2 separate regions of the Homo sapiens genome follow, and region 2 is linked to region 1. Evidence: read pairs that join two places in POLR2A ChIA-PET (ENCODE). Cell type or tissue: HepG2. All regions are shown on one strand. Links, peaks and the distances in the headings refer to the core of each region. The heading gives the core; the rest is flanking DNA. Region 1 overlaps LINC00607 (long intergenic non-protein coding RNA 607). Region 2 overlaps LINC00607 (long intergenic non-protein coding RNA 607).

What was found. ChIA-PET counts read pairs that join two places held together with the same protein. Peaks named below come from ENCODE experiments on the same cell type or tissue, not always from the same donor. Only the 100,000 strongest peaks of a DNase experiment are listed, where the experiment ranks them.
Region 2: POLR2A ChIA-PET joins it to region 1 with 37 read pairs; 4 of 35 experiments call an interaction of 5 or more read pairs at or near these places.

What each region holds. Positions count from the first base shown.
Region 1 is chr2:215,690,896-215,696,277 of GRCh38, forward strand. All of the region lies in intron 5 of LINC00607 (long intergenic non-protein coding RNA 607), which reads right to left. All of the region lies in intron 7 of LOC102724861 (a long non-coding RNA gene), which reads left to right. Among named protein-coding and RNA genes, the nearest start is that of LINC01614, 24 kb to the right of the region's middle. In HepG2, for the core only: no CTCF peak of the experiment used is centred there; DNase peaks (open chromatin) are centred at 1,766 and 2,796.
Region 2 is chr2:215,746,427-215,751,808 of GRCh38, forward strand. It overlaps LINC00607 (long intergenic non-protein coding RNA 607), which reads right to left. Exons shown (of 10, transcript NR_037195.1): 2 at 3,817-3,991; 3 at 878-968. Among named protein-coding and RNA genes, the nearest start is that of LINC01614, 31 kb to the left of the region's middle. In HepG2, for the core only: no CTCF peak of the experiment used is centred there; DNase peaks (open chromatin) are centred at 2,985, 3,415 and 5,035.

The sequences.
Region 1 (5,382 bases), core at 247-5,246:
CTTTAACAACCAACGTAATAAAATCTGAACTTGCCCTTTTTTTTTTTTTTTTGAGATGGAGTCTTGCTCTGTCACCCAGGTTGGAGTGCAGTGGTGCAATCTCGGCTCACTGCAACCTCCACCTCTCGGGTTCAAGTGATTCCCCTGCCTCAGCCTCCCAAGTAACTGGGATTACAGGCACGTGCCATCACGCCTGGCTAATTTTTTGTATTTTAGTAGAGACAGGGTTTCACCGTGTTGGCCAGGCTGGTCTTGTCTCCTGACCTTGTGATCTGCCCGCCTTGGCCTCCCAATGTGCTGGTGGCGTGAGCCACTGCACCCAGCCCTGAACTTGCCTTTCTAATAGAGAATTAGAACACGGATTTATCTAGTAATAGCAATATCTCAAATATTCATAAAGAATGAGGTGATCCACAGGAAAATCCTAGAAATCTGCATAGCACTAACCAAAAATAAGGCATTTGTACTGTTTGAGATGATAATGTTAGGGCAGCATGCAATATCCAGAACAGGTAAGCCCAAACAAACAGAAAGCAGATTAGAGGGTGCCAGGGGCAGAGGGGAGAGGAGAATGGCCATGACTGGCTAATGGATAGAGGGTTTCCTTTGGGGGTGATGAATATGTTTTGGAACTAGATACAGGTGATGATTGTGCAACATCATGAACATATTGAATGCCACTTAATTGTACACTTTAATATGGTTAATTCTGTGTTATGTGAATTTTATCACAATTTAAAAAAATGAGTTAGGGCAGCATGTACCTACCACACTGTAGAATGACTGTTACACAAAATGTGTGACATAAACATACAAATGCAGAAAGATTTATGCTAAAAGGGCCAGCTATCCGAAGCCGCCCATTCCCAAACACGTCAAATTGTCATGATTTAACATAGTACCATCAGACTTAAAACAAGAGACTTTATACGTGGGCATATAATGTGATTGAGGAGTTTTCAAACTTAAGAGCTCAAATACCTAGTTAGAATTAAATCAGTACAATGTGACCCAGAAAAGTGAGATGAAGCTGACAAAACAAAACAATTAGTTTAAATATCAGGAGATGTTGCCTAATGGTGAAGTCAACTATATTCTGAAAAGAGCAGCCAAAGAAAGTTATCCAAATCTTATAATTTGGGTCATTAAACTGGATCTGTAAAAAAGAAAAAGGATCTGGAAAATACTCTCTGCACACTAATTTTATACTGGCAAGGGCAGGATACAAAGACAGAATGGGTGTTTTAGTTTCTGGGTCCTATTGCCAATGGTTCTGCCTTTCTTATGGCTTGCTCATAAAGTCTCAGGTTTGTTTCTGTCATTTCTACTGAAGGATTTATTTTGTGGAGAATTTGAAACATGGAAGATGGAAAAACACTTCAGGAAAAGAAAAGAATTACCTCGAATTAAATTGCTAAAACAAATCAAATTTATATCGCTGTTGGATATTTTTAAAATCTTTGGTCTTGGCATAGAATAGTTCTGTGTTTTAACTCATTCTTCTGGTCATTTTAAATTAAAAGCCCAAATAATGATGTTATATAGGGTGAGTAACATTTCAGGTCACATAAACATATGACATCACCAGCTTTCCCCATGGATAAACACACTGAAGGAAAATAATGTAAAAAGGAGGGAAGAATGAGTCCATGCATCCACCTCCCCCCAGCCCTCAGAAAACTTAGCTAAGAAGATGGTTGCCAGAATGAGAAGAGTAGTTCACATTCCTTCTTCATTCAAATATTTCTTTGTTGCTTTTGAAGATAGTAATCAATCCAGAAGAGTAAAGTCCTTCTAAACTCCTCTCAGAGATTCCTGGTACATGAGGTAGGCTGTGCATTTACACTGGAAAGTAAGGCTCCTAGTGATAATATTATAATTGTGGTAGCTAACATTTATTGAGTACTTTCTGAGGCAGAGAGAGATTAATTATGTAACTTGCCCAAAGTTGTATAGCTGGTAAGCTGTGATTCTGGGCTAAGCGCCTAAACAGTTTGAACATCAACTACTTAGCCAATCTGCCTTCTGGAACAGAATAAATATGAACACTTAGCCATACCTAGATGATCAGAGAAGGCTTCCTGGTAAAGGTGCAGCTCCCAATACAAGATTGTGTCCAGTTCAATAGATGAAGAAGAGGTAGAAGTCAGGCCCAGAACAGAGAATAACATGAGCAAATGTTCCAGCCTATGAAACAGTATGGTATGTCCAGATAATCACAAGCCATTGTGTGTTATTGAGCTTTGAGGCAGAAAATAGATGAGTTTGGATTTATAAAGAAGAGTCAGATTGTAGATGACTTTTATGTTGTGCAATGAAGCTTGCATTTTATTCTAGGGATAAGAGACTGCTGAAAGATTTTTAAATGAGGAAATTTAAAGGTTTTTAGATAGATTCCTTTGGTGATAGCGTGGAGGATGTGAAGTTGGGGGAAGGCAAGATTGGAATTAAGGCAATCAGCTGGGGACTATTGCAATCATTTAGGTGAAAAAAGACAAGGATATAAATTATGGTGCTGAAAGGTGGGAACAAATTGAAGGAGCATTTGGGAGGGGAATCAGTATGATACAGTGAATATAGGGAACGAGCAAATGTAAAGAATAATTATCAGGTTTCTCTGATGGTGGTAACTTGGATAATACAGAAAAAGGAGCAGGTGGGGCTGAGATAAATTCATTTTGGAGTATTGTGGGTTTGAGGGAGGTCTGTGAAACATCCAACTGGAACTGTTTGGGTCTGGGAGCTGTTGGGAGCTGTTTGCAGACCTCTGGGTCTGCAAATTTAAAATTCAAGGAAAAGTTCAGGGCCAGAGCCACAGATTTGTGAGTCATCCATTCACTCACTGAATAAACATTCAAAAAAAAAAAAAAGAAAAAAAAAACAGCTTGCTTCAAGAGCAAAGAGGACCTTATAAGTCCTGTTAAGGAATTTTCAGCCTTTCCTGTACTTAGCAAGGAATGAATGATGAGATTAAGCAGCAGAGAAATACGTTGAAACTCATATTTTTAAAAGATCACTCTGACAAATATAGGGAGATAGCAGTTAGCCCAAGTATGGAGAAGTAAGGCCAGGGAAAGTGCATGGAATAATAGCATAATATAAGCAGCAACTCTAGGAGGGGAACTTCATATCATCAATATGGGCAAAGAAAGGAAAATCCACAGAGGAGACCAAGCTGGAAAGATTGAGAGAGGAGGCAATATCCTAGACATCTAGGGAGTAGGGTACCAAGAAGGACAAAGTAGTTGACAAGTCAAATAAATCAAAGTGAGGGGCACTGTAAGATAAATAGTGAGTTGTGTCCATGGTGCCAAATGATAAGGATTTCCCTGGTGAATTTTGCAAAGCTGCAAATAGCTGCAATAAATGGAGGAGTGAATAGTGAACACTAAAAATATAAATTAAAACCACAATGAGATATTACCTCACACTTGTTAGAATGACTTTTATCAAAAAGAAGAACTATAAGCATTGATGAGGATGTGGAGAAAAGGAAAGTGTCGGATATTGTGAAAAATAGTATATAGGTTCCACAAAAAACTAAAAATAGATCCAGTAATCTATTGATTCAGCAATCCTACTTCTGAGTATATATCCAAAAGAATTGAAATTGGTATGTTGAAGGGATATCTTCACTTCCATGTCCATTGCAACACTATTCACAATAGCCAAGTTTTGGAATCAACCTCGATGTTCATCAACTGACGAATGGATATATACACAATAGAATACTACCCAGCCTTGAAAAAAAAAATCCTTTCATTTGTGGCAACATGGATGAACCTGGGGGGCATTGTGCTGAGTAAAATAAGTCAGGCACAGGAAGACAAATACCACATGTTCTCACTTATTCGTGGCATCTAAAAAAGTTGACCTCAGAAGTAGAGAGTAGAATGGTGATTACCAGAGGCTGGGGATGGGAGGGGAAGAGGGAGGGAATGGAGAGTTGTCAGACAAACAATACGAAGTTTCAGATCGATACGAGGAATAATTTTGAGATTTATTGTAGAGTCAGTAATAATGTATATTTCAGAATAACTAATAACTAAGTAAATTTCAAATGTTTCACCACAAAAAATGATAGGTGAGGTGAGGAGTATTTTAATTAGCCTGATCTAATCATTTCACATTGCTTACATATATCAAAACATCACATTGTATCCCATGTATGTATACAATTGTGATTTTTCAATTAAAAGTATATTAATTTTTAAGGCCAGTTATGGTGGCTCACGCCTGTTATCCCAGCACTTTGGGAGGCCGAGGCAGGTGGATCACATGAGGTCAGGAGTTTGAGACCAGCCTGGCCAACGTGGTGAAACTCCGTCTCTAGTAAAAATACAAAAATTAGCCAGGTGTGATGGTGCACACCTGCAATCACAGCTACTTGGGAGGCTGAGGCATGAGAATCGCTTGAACCCGAGAGGTGGAGGTTGTAGTGAGCTGAGTTTGCTCACTGAGTTGAGACCAGTCTCAAAAAAAAAAAAAGAGTAATATTAATTTTTTAAAGAAAGAGTATAAACTACTCTTTAAAGAAGCATCATTTTAATAGAAAGAAGAGAGCCAAAGGATATTTGTCTTAAGATGAAAGAGACTTGGGCATTTTTATAGACTGAGAAGAAGGGTGCATCATTGGGAAAAAAAAAAAAAAGGTGCTTAAAGATAAAGAAGACTGATAAAGAGGCAGGAGAAGGAGTTGGCTTTAAACACGTTGACTTCTCTTACTGCAACTTTTCAGGCCTAAATTATACAATATCTTTCCAATATAAAAAAGTTTTGTATTTTTCGAGGTTTCAGCTAAATGTGTTTGAGCTAAATGGGTTTAGCATGGATATACCATATGGATATTTGAGGTAAATGGATTTAGCATGGATATATCCATTTGGATCTATCATAGACTAATCCTTGTTTTGGACTATGAATTCCAGTCTTCTTATTTGTACTTCTCTTCTGCGCTTGTTGAATATTTGTGGCCTGTTTCTGTTAGGGGCATCCATGGGTTTGATGGATGTATTGCTTTGCCTCCTTCCAGATCTTTCCCTGCTCAAAGTCACTGCAAATCCGAGATGCCCTCCATGGCAGCCTGCTTCCCACAACTTGAAACATTGTTGTTTTACATTAATGTTTGCCTAGGGTTACTAGTTCACAACAAATGTGAAAACAAAAATGCTAGTACTTGCTGACAGGGTCATGGAGGAATTTCTGAAGAGAACATCTGTCAGAGGGAAGACTCGCCTTCCACAGATGCAGCACAGCCTTCTTTCTGTGAAGACACGGGATTTCTGTGAAATCCTACTGGGGATTTCACCTACTGGGTGAAGGACCTACTGGGGGCTTAGTAGGTCCTGAATATCGGGCTGTGGTGATGGTGGTGGAAGCGGA
Region 2 (5,382 bases), core at 200-5,199, 55 kb after region 1:
TTTGGTCTCACACGGAAACACTGGCTGTTCCTGGGTCTCGAGCCTGCCAGCGTTTGGATGAAAGCTACACCATCAGCTTCTGGGTCTCCAGCTTGTAGACTCCACCTGCAGATCTTGGGGATCTTGAGACTTACTGACCTCTATAATTGCATGCTGTACATTACATGCTCTGTTTCTCTGGAAGACGCTGACAAGTACCTAATCTAACCTTGGAGGGGACAGCCCATCACGTTTGCCATAGTCTGTTAGTTAGAAGTGAGTCACTTGGTCTAGTCAACACTCAAGGAGAGAGGAAGATGACACATGTTGTGGGGTACCAGGAGGCGTGGGGTACCATGTTAGAAACAGGCCTAGTGTAGTGCATCGCCTGCCAAGTTAGAATGAAGAATGGAGATAACTGGAGGTGTGTGGAGCCGGCAGCAGGAGAGGAAACAGGAGAGGAGTTTGCATGTGGCCTTGGAAGTTACCCAGGGAGGTCACCTTTTAGTGCTTTCTCTCTGGCTGGTTAGGGATTTGCAACCCAAACCTAGGGTTTCATAGTGAAACAAAAGCATGAAACATAATCAGCATCCAGATCTGGCACACAGCAGAATTTGGCAAGTCTCAAAGCCTGTGGAGATCCAGGCACAGCAGAAAAAGCATAGATTTGGACTCAGAGGACCCAGATCAGAGCTCCACAGAGCCACGCAATGAACTTGGCCAAGCTGTACGAGGACTCTGAGGTGGGGCTCTGTCTTCCCATCTGTGAAATGAGACTAATGGCACCTTCTTCACAGAAATGCTGGCAACATTAAATTAAATTCTCATTTCCTTAAAAGTGTTCCATTGAAAGCTAGTTCAGCAAAAATATGACTAGACAGAAAAGGATTACACTAACCATTCAATGTGAGAAATTCTGGGTTAAAAGGTGAACCAATCCTCTTCCTACAGCGTCTGAGGGTCATTGAGAGGTACTGAGTATTCTGGGCCTGCAAAAGAAAGGCAGATGAGTCAGTGTTAACCAAACAGATTTGGCTACCACACTTTCTCCAAGAGAATCTTATGTGACTTGTGTTAAATAATGAATTAAATAACACAGGTATAAATGTTTACCCATGGAGCCTGGCAGATCACCCACATACAGTCAGTGTATGTTGACTCTGAATCAGATTATAACACAGTAGTCATGGCAGTAAGCCACAGTGAGATGACCGGGACCAAAATCACAGATGTCCTAGCATTTGGGTGATAGAATAAATCAATCTCCTGCTACTAGATGTGACTATCCTGTGGATAAATAGCGGGACTACTAGGTTGGGCTTACTAGGTAGTGCTCTGATAGATTCTCTCTCTCTCTTTCTCTCTCTCTCTGTATATATACATATATATATGTTTTCATTGGCTGCATGGAGCTTTAGTTTTTATTTTTATTTTTCAGAGACAGAGTCTCACTCTGTCATCCAGGCCGGAATGGAATGGTGCAATCATAGCTCACTGCAGCCTTGATCTCCTGGGCTCACACAATCCTCCCACCTTAGCCTCCCAAGTAGCCAGGACTACAGGCACATGCCACTACACCTAGCTAATTTTTTTTTTATTTTTATAGAGACAGGAGCTCCATATGTTGCCCAGACTGGTCTCAAACTCCTGGGCTCAAGCAATCTTCCCGCCTCATCCTCCCAGAGTGCTGTGATTATAGATGTGAGCTGCGCCCAAGCGGCCCTGATAGAGTATTTTTTTTTTTAAACATCAGGCCAGACCATACTCCTGTAGAAAGGGAAGAGGTTTACTCCTGAAAAGAGAGGCTAGTCCCAGTGTCACACTTATCTGAGGAGGAGGTGGGAAAACGGCACTCTGAAGGCAGGCCTTAGCCAGATAGGACAGAATTCCTAGCCTTTCTCTCTCCCTCTGAACTTTGAGTTGGCTCAGTTGGCTTGGGAGCAAAGCTTAAAGATGGCTTTGGACACACAAACCCAGCCCTGAAGAAGACAAGAAGGCATCCGGTAAGATATCTCAAGCTGAAGACTAACGCATCTTACTTTACAAAGTGTATTTCTCATTTTATGTTCCTCTTTTATTCGATGTTTTTGTTAAAAATCTAGCCTTCTGTGAGAGCCTTTAAAAATGCTTCAGCTGTGCTGGAGGAACTAAGGTCATGCTGGGGGTGCATGCTAGGAGAGGCGTGTCATCTGAGGCCAGCATGATCATGCCTGGTGTGACTCTTGGAGTGAACTTCTCAGTTCACATCCCTGGCCCCTTCCCAGGGACTTGCCCCGATTCAGTGAGGTGAGTTCCAGAGGTCGTGTCTTTACTTGGTGACATGAGCCAGGGCTACTTTCTTCAGGGCTGAATGCCTAAATGAAGCCGGGCTAATCATATTGTCTTTCCTGGAAATGTGGAGATTTGTGTTCAGAGGACCGGCACCTGAGGGTCCTGGAGCTGAGCCACAGAGCATCCTAAAGGGAAAGTCCAGATATTCCCACAGTTAAGGTCTCTGGAGCCTCCCTACTTCTTACCCTGCTGAGGTTTGGTTTTTAAACTCAGATCTTCTCAATACATTTTTCTTTTTACTTAAACTGGACAAAGTCTGTTTCTCCCCCTTTAATCAAATGAATCTCAATTAATACATAGCAGCGGCAGTCAATTTTTTTTTTTTAAAGAAATCTCCAAAGGCAAGGTAAGTAGTGGCGTATAGGAATAGCAGGCTTGAAGCTCTACCATTCAGTGGTAACCCTAAGTAAATCCCTAAGTGGAGAATCCTAAGTAAAATAGAGGTACAGTTACCAAATAATCAGGGTAGATCCCAGGGGTCAAAATCTGAGGAGAGTTAGCCTCAGGGAAGTGGAGCCATGATGTACCAGCAGCTGAGCACCAAGGAGAAAACAGAACACAAAGCATTAAACAGGCTGCCCAGTGGATGGTCAAAATAGGGGACAGGTGTGAGCAGAGTTTAGCTAAGGAGCTAAAGTTCAGAGGAATGACCTCAGGCTTAGACAAACTGAAACTCAGGGCAGGGACACAAGTCAGGGTGACAAAACACTACCCAGTGGGATCATAGGTCAAAGCAGAAGCCCAGTTACCAGAACTGGAGCACGAGGTCAGAGCAGGGCAGCTCATCAGTGTGTAACCAATGCTGCTGGACTCCTCAGTTTCCCAACAAGGGACAGGTCTGGTCCCACAGTCTGGAGCAGGGCTAAGGCTGCAGGCAGGGGTGAAGAACAAGGCAGCCGGGGTGTGGGGACAGGGAGTCAGTGCTCACACTGCGATCTCGCAGCCTTCTTCTCCATAGTGACACAGCCCTGGGGCCTCTGCTCAGCCCCTGAGCTTCCAAGCAGAAAGAGCTGTAGGAGAGGATGAAGTAAGTCAGGGAAACGGAGCCACCGTCATCAGCCTGGAGCCCTTGTCCTGCATGGAGTGGCGCGTGGGGGCGGAGGAGAGGGAGAGCTGCTTTTGTTTGTTTATTTCCTCATAGCAACTCACAAACTTAGCCAAATACAGATACAAATGAAGTGCATGAAAACTTTCCTAACTTCCTGACTCAGAATCGTTACTAAATATATAGATCAGATGTAGGCGGACGAAGGCAGAATTGTAGGTTCCACCTAACAGTCCTCAAACACTGCTGCCCCTGTGCCCCTCCATGTAGAAAGAGCTCCCAAAGGTCACCAGGATGTGCTTGCCGTTTTGCTCAGTATTTTCTAAAATAATCAAAATGGAAACTGAAAATTCACCTTCCTCATGTCTCCTAACCTCAGAGGAGCCAAGCACAACTGGAGAGGCTTGGTCGAAATTGATGATTGATTGATTAGTTATCCTCTCTTTAGTGCCCTCTCTCACCTTACTCCTCATTTACTCCTGTGACAGGCCATGACGGGGGCTCACAGGACTGAAGATATGGCTACAGTTCCCATGGGGTGCAGGTGATTCCAGCAGGCTGAGACGAAGTTTCAGCACAGAGGGCATGGATGAGTTGGTGTTTCCATGAGAGGAAGGATTGGATAGGTCACGCATTCTGAAACAGATTTGCAAGGGTCTTTAGAAGTTATCTGGCTCCAGTGTGCATCATCTGATGAAACTGGTTTATCTAGCAGTTGGCAAAGGGTAAGGTTATTCTTAATGAATATTTCCATGAGGGCCCAGGATTAGGTGTATCAACATGTTCATTCCTAGATTTCAGCTGTCCTTGAAGAAACTGGTAGAGGGGAAGGGAGAGGGAGTGGAGGCAATTGTAGAATAGAGAGGATCATATCAGACCTTGTCATGAAGGTAGTGTAAGCCTCAAAAGAATTTGTCACCAAGCTCCACAAAAGAAATAAAAACTTTTCCCTTCTTCCTTTTGTAATCTACCTTTACTGAATTTGGACTACATAAACTCATTTGTTTTCAATTTAACCGCTATGTGATTAGTGGGGTAGGTTGCCAGAATATGCAGAAAAGAAAATAAAAATACTGTAAATCAAGTTTTCCCATTCTTCACCCCTGCCGCCTTTGCATTTGGGGACCTTCAAAGCTCCTGGCAGGATGTGGCTTTGACTCTGGGTTTTCTCATGTACAGCCCTTAGAAGAGTGCTTGGCACATAACAAATGCTGTGTAAGCATTTGCGATTAGTAGTAACATTTGTAGTCACATTTGTACCTTTCATGTAGAATTCCCTACCCTTAATCCAGCCAACTCCTACCTTCCCTGATAGACCACGGCCTTCATCACTGTCCAGGGCTTAGGGCTTACAGAATTTAACTCTGAATACTTTGATTAAAATCATTGTTTCTACAGATGAGAAAGTTAAAAAGGACTCCCCACTTTATGTAGCTCTTGGAGAGGGAACTTGATGATTAAGCTACTCTCAATTATTAATACTGAGAAGAAGAAAAATGTGCAGGCAGTCCTCACTGCCATCCCCTCTTAAATTCCATCCATCTGCTGCCTGGATGGTGCTGACAAACCCCTATTTCACTTTTCACTTCATTGATTCACTCATTCAACAGTTTCCCTGCTGATTCATCCGTCTCAAAGTCAACTTGTTAACATTTTACCTTACCAATTCAGGAACACCAGCGGTTGGAAAAAGAATGTAAGTACTGGTTACTCCATAGCAGGAGATGAAAAGATGATTCATTCCTTACCATTCCTCTGCTTTCAATTACTTTTGTAAGAATACCATGTAGCAAAAGCTGAGGTGCCCTGCATGCAGTCAAAAACGTATTTTTGCACCTTTTTCATTCATGGATCCATAGGATTCTACTAGACAGTCCTCTCCCATTTAGGATTGTCTGTTCTCAATATCATAGACTAAATACAAACAACTGTGAAAGGCAGCTGTTCACAATGAAGCAGCCACAAAGCTAAGCACAAAGGTATTCTGCAGTGGTTTTTGAGCTTCAACTATCCAACTTGATTCATTC